2 separate regions of the Homo sapiens genome follow, and region 1 is linked to region 2. The links are chromatin contacts, found by Hi-C or POLR2A ChIA-PET in ENCODE. All regions are on one chromosome and are shown on one strand. Each heading gives the region's core, a stretch centred on a gene start or an enhancer-like site at or near the end of the contact. The rest is flanking DNA. Distances are from core to core; before and after follow the strand shown. Region 1 has its middle 73 kb from the start of STK24-AS1. Region 2 overlaps STK24 (serine/threonine kinase 24).

Region 1 (2,759 bases), core at 154-2,653, 140 kb after region 2:
GATTTGGAGAGATAATATAACAGTAGAATTTGTCATGTTTTTGTTAAAGGGATAGAGTCTTGCTCTGTCACCCAGGCTGGAGTGCAGTGGCACCATCATAGCTCACTGCAGCCTCAAACTCCTGGGCTGAAGGGATTCTCCTGCCTCAGCCTCCCAGGAAGCTGGGAATATAGGAGCACACCACCACACTTGGCTAATTTGTTTTATTTTTTGTAGAGACAGGGTCTTGCTGTGTTTCCCAGGCTGGTCTCAAACTCCTGGCCTCAAGCAGTCCTTCCATCTCAGACCCCTAAAGGGCTGTAATCACACGTGTGAGCCATCATACCTAGCCCAGTTTGTTTTTTAAATTTTCCTTAATGTTGTTTATGCAGTAATAACATCATCATTGACAACAACAATCATACTTCTTCTTCTTTTTTTTTCTTCGAGATGGAGTTTCGTTTTGTCGCCAGGCTGGAGTGCAGTGGCGCAATCTCAGCTCATTGCAACTTCCGCCTCCCGGATTCAAGCGATTCTCCTGTCTCAGCCTCCTGAGTAGCTGGGATTACAGGTGAGCATCACCATGCCCAGCTAATTTTTGTATTTTTAGTAGAGACAGGGTTTCACCATGTTGGCCAGGCTGGTCTTGAACTCCTGACCTCGTGATCTGCCTGCCTCGGCCTCCCAAAGTGCTGGGATTATAGGCATGAGCCACCGCGCCCAGCCAACAATCACACTTCTTAAGATGCTGGTGGTGAACTTGGACTTTGAGAACTTTGCTTTGAGGACTTTAAAAGAGGAGTCTTCTGTTTGACTTGGCATGGGTAAACATAATAGATGCAAGTAGCCTCGTGGTAGGGGACAGGAGGGTATCTCTGAAATTGTCCAGAATCTACAAATGGGCAGATTTGTGCACATAGCATATTTAATTATTTGTTGCACAAACAAGTGTTTGAGATGCAGCGGCAGGGGATTGCCTAAGCCTCTGTTACAGCATTTACCTGCTGGCTCCAACCCTCCCCTCGCTCCAGTCTTACTTTCTGCACCCACTTGAAAGCAGAGGCCCTGTGTCCTCTTCTTATTGCTCTGAAAGTGGAGGGCAGCTTGGTATCCGTAGTTTTCATCCATGGGTGGTTTTGCCCCGCAGAAGGGATATTTATCAATGTCTGAAGACATTTTTCCTTGACATAAACGAAGCGTCTAGTGTCAAGGCCAGGGGTGCTACTAAACAGCCTCCAATGCACAGGGTAGCCCACATAGCCAAGAATTATGCAGCCCCAAGTGTCAATAGTGCCAAGGTTGAGAAACCATACTTCAGAGATAAGAGAAGCAAAGACAGGGTGGAGGCTTCTACCCTGGTCCCCTGGGGCAGGCCATTGTTTGCAAAGGGCACAGAGAGTGAGCAGGGGCAGGGGCTGGTCCTGCAGCTCTGCCCCAGTGATGTCATCGAGCCCTGGAACTCGGTGCCCTTCCTGGAAGGGCTTCGCCTAGATGGAGACTGACCTGACAGGAATCGGCTCCACCTGTGGACGTACGGAGTTGGACTTTGTCCCAAAACTGTGCCTGTGACATACATTCCTACCTTCACAAGGCTCCTTCATGCCAATCGCCCTGTCTATAAAGCCTGTTTCTCACTGCAGCAAGCTTCCTGCAAAGCCAGTTTCTCAAGCTTGCCATCCCGAGGGGTGTGGTGGCATAGCTCGGATGCTTCCGAGCCTCCTCTTCCTTGATTACATGAATTCCAAGACATGCAAGGATGTTCTAGACAAGGAGGCCAAGCACTTGGTGAAGGGGAAACTGACAGCAGCAAGGACTGAGAAGAGAAGCTTTGAGAAATGATCATAAAATAGTCAGGTTCTGATGAGGAAGTGCAACTAGGATTGGCACGAACTCCATGCAAAGGATGATGATGGTGCAATGTTTTTGTGAGTTGAGTTCTGAGAGTTGGCTTGGAGCATTGAGAAGGGAAAGGTGAAGAGAAAGGAATTGGTCAGAAACACAGAAATCAGAAAGGAAAGGGGTTCACAAGCAGGATAAACAGTATCTGTCTCTCGATAGTGGAGAATGGGAACTTATTAGCTGACCATGGCTTGGTAAAAATATTTCTTCCAACAGCTGGCTTCTTCTATTTTAATTTCATATTCACAGCACAACTCCAATCCGAATGTATTTTTTTTTCCAAGGTTATTGACCTGCTAAAATGAAGATGTGACTGTTTTCACTGTAAATGTGTGAGTGAGCATGTTGGTTTTGTTGAGTCTTGCCCATGGGAAAGGACTTGAATAAGTCTGAATGGTGGGATCTCTAACGCTGCGAATTCTGGAAACTGAGCTGGAGGCCTTTGGCAACCTCCATAGCAACAAGATGAAGACCCACATTGCTTCTGGAAGAGTCTTTCAGAAACCAGGTATTAAAACTGGTTTTCAGCAGTCATGGGTCTCTGTGCACAGATTTGCATACCAGAGCGGTGCTCCTGAAATATATAGTCTTGTCCAATCCTTCATGGTCGACATCGCTGATGGAGAGAGGAGATAAGGTTTCAGAAACACCTGATTGTTTGTCTCTCCCTCTCCCCTAGAAGGATTTGGTCCCCCCCATTAGTCCAGCTGAGGACATAATCATATTAGTTAAGCAAGACAGTAGGGTACCTGGTTAGGAAAAAGGGAGGGCCTTTTAAGTCATAGGAATGGGTCAGGTAGATGGGCCCCAGCAGATCAGTAGACATAAAAGTTTTTTCCAGGGTAAAACAGATTACAAGAGATTCTCAAAAGCAGACTCTC
Region 2 (2,939 bases), core at 373-2,872:
ATAAACTCAAAAATATAAAGAAACACGTAGCCTGCAATGACGGTCCCAGCTACCCAGAATTCTTCCTGCTCCCCACCGCTTCTTGCTACTTCAAATACTAAAATATGAAAGGCTAATTATAAAGCTAATAGAAGAAAAAAAATAAATATATTTGTAACCTATGAGAAGCTGATGTATTTCGTATACAGGATCCCAAAAGCAGAAATCATATAAGGTGAAAAACTGATGGATTAACTACATTAAAATCAAGGATTTTTTTCCCCAACAGAGGACGCTTCAAAGTTAAAACTAGTGTGATAAAGTCAGAGAACACACCTGTGGTATCAAAAACCAACACTAAGAGACAAGAAACATAGTAGGAAATTTCACAGAAGAATGTATGTTAATAAACAGCAAGAGTATTTGCCTACAAGTAAACCACTAGCCTTTCAGGGTCAGCAGAAAAGAATGCCAATTTAAATGCAACTTACACCACAAGCCCCACTGGAGAGCAGAAATGCTACTTAGAATTTCTGTTGGGACAGAAGATGAGATCTTTCTTGGTAAACTTATTGCTATTGTCCGGGAAAGTGAGGGTGGGAGGAACAGGGGGTATTTTAAAGGGGCCAGGGGCATGTCTGTGTACACAGTGTCTGGTTCCATGCCATACGAGCTATGGCAGAGAGAAAAAGCACTTTCCCCTAACTCTCAGAAAAGGTGGTCTTAAATCAGAATGAGTTAACTTTGTAACATACCACAAACTAACCTTCAGGGCCACGCCTCATATTTTATTCCCATGAAGCTCCCACTTAAAACAATTCACACCTTCTCTGCTTTGAAGTCCATTCTTCAGCTTTGCCAATTTCAAAGCTGTTTCATCAGTTCTCAAAGGGATGGTCAAGCTTGAGGAATGTGACTAGCGCTGGTGAGACTCACAAGAGCTCCTGTTCACAGACTAGAAATAATTTGTAATGAATTAATTTGTAATGTGGCTACCAGGCCAAAACATATAGTTTTGGGCACCCTTTTTTAGTTTCACAATACTTCATAAGCCTAATTATCAGACAATTATTTCCTGACTAGAAAATTGAAAGGGAATTTGATAATCACATGTAATAAACACATTAAACTATAGAAAACTTCCTAGGAGATATGAATTCAACAGAATAATCCTAATGGTTAAGAACATACATAGATGCTCAAAGTTATGATTAATAGAAATGGAAATAAACATAAAATACTGTTATAGCTAAGAGATTGGTGAAAGAAAGTTTTATAGTATCAATGTTGCCAAGAACGTAGACAAACCATGCTCAACACAATTAGCCATGATTAGTCATGAGGGAAATGCATGTGAAAACCATGAGATACTGCTTAACACAATTTTAAAAAAACAAACAAGGGGAAATTGAAACCTTCATTCACTACCATGAGAACATAAGCCACTACTGAAAACAGTCTCAACAGTTCCTCAAAAACAAAAAAAAAAACCAGTTCCTCAAAAGGTTAAACATAAAATTTGTATATTACAGTAAACTCTTCAAATTTTATGTTGCCTTGGCATCCATTTTGAATACAAGTTTAACTTTCTCATACCAGAAGCAGGGCTTAGTCACCCTTGACACGGTCTCCAGTTCTAGACCACACCCAAAAGGCCCAGCTCGCTGGCCAAGATAAGAACTTAGAGGCATCTCCTACACCCAGCAGACTGAGCTCCCCATGTTCCATCTGCTTCCTTTAAACAGAACACTCAGGCCTGCCCGAGAACTTACAGAGCCCCACGCCCTGTTCCCTCTTATATAATGTATACTGCCAGTTGTGCACACTCTCTCTGTCGCTCTCTCTCTCTGCCTGACTCTTCATTCTTGCCTTGTGTAACCCAGGACAGAGGACTGCCTCCTGCCCAGGATATGTAAGTAATAAGTCTTTGAACTTGGATTTGACCACGACATATTATATGTAATATCAAAATATCACATGTACCTCAGATATCTGTACAATCATTATGTAGCCATTTTTCAAAAGCATCTTCTAAAATATATGTTTGAACTTGCTTCCTGTTGTGATGGTGTACGGACTCTGTACCCTCCATCCGAAGAACCAACCACATTACCCCAGGACGTGTGGGAGCAAACAAGGTTGGACTCCCAGCACCAGAATGATGGCCAGGTAGTCAGACAAGACCCACAGGGGTGTCCGTCAGTATAAACAAGTTTCCCGAGTCGGGGCTCAGACCATTATGCGTGAGCCCATCCACCAGGTAAAAGAAGCATCCTGTGAAAGGCACACGGTCATCACCCACATCCAGCTGCCTTTCAGTTCCCCTTAGGGAAGGGTCGCTAGCTACTCTGATACTGGAACCCAATTCAGATGGGGGCTCCCAAAACACATTTGACCCAATAACCCCACTCCCAAGTAATACATCCAAAAGAAAGGAAAACATATCCACACAAAAACTTGTACACGAATGTTCATGGGAACAGTATTCACAACAGCCAAAAAATAAAAACCCAAATATCCACCAACTGATAAATAGATAACAAAGTGTGGTCTATCCACAGAATGGAACATTATTCAGCAATAAAAAGAGCTATTGACACATGCTGCAACAGAGCCCTTGAAAACATGCCGCGTGAAACAAACCAGACACAACAGGACACATGTTCTATAATTACACTTATATGAGGTGTCCAGAATACGCAAATCTATAGAGACAGAAAGGAGACTCGGGAATCTGGGAAGAAATGGGAAGTGAATGATGATGGGTAGAGTATCTTTCGAGGGGATGAAATGTTCTAAAATTGTGGTGATGGCTGCACCGCTCTGTGATATACCAGAAACTCTTGAATTGTATATTTTAAGTGGGTGAATTGTAGATCGGTAAAGGTTTTTATTTTTTTACTTAAACACAGAAACAAAAACCCACAGCTAAACCAGGCATTTAGCTGGTAAGGCTATTC

What was found. Hi-C counts contacts between places; a loop is a spot of excess contacts on that map. ChIA-PET counts read pairs that join two places held with the same protein, here RNA polymerase II (POLR2A). Pooled maps may share reads with other maps.
Region 1: a loop to region 2 is called in a map of PC-9, with 9 times the contacts of the local background. The contact joins two enhancer-like sites. A Hi-C loop is called at or near these places in 1 of 168 maps with a recorded cell type or tissue (PC-9), 1 of 37 single-sample maps with no recorded cell type and 10 of 50 pooled maps. POLR2A ChIA-PET finds 5 or more read pairs at or near these places in 3 of 52 experiments (CD4-positive, alpha-beta T cell, OCI-LY7 and endothelial cell of umbilical vein).

The regions. Positions count from the first base shown.
Region 1 is chr13:98,649,053-98,651,811 of GRCh38, forward strand. No RefSeq gene overlaps it. Among named protein-coding and RNA genes, the nearest start is that of STK24-AS1, 73 kb to the left of the region's middle. Within about 2 kb of position 1,404, at least 7 of the 41 ENCODE cell types and tissues checked have a DNase peak (open chromatin) inside an H3K27ac peak, as active enhancers do; they include PC-9, where a contact is called at or near this core.
Region 2 is chr13:98,508,034-98,510,972 of GRCh38, forward strand. All of the region lies in intron 2 of STK24 (serine/threonine kinase 24), which reads right to left. Among named protein-coding and RNA genes, the nearest start is that of STK24, 68 kb to the right of the region's middle. Within about 2 kb of position 1,623, at least 29 of the 41 ENCODE cell types and tissues checked have a DNase peak (open chromatin) inside an H3K27ac peak, as active enhancers do; they include PC-9, where a contact is called at or near this core.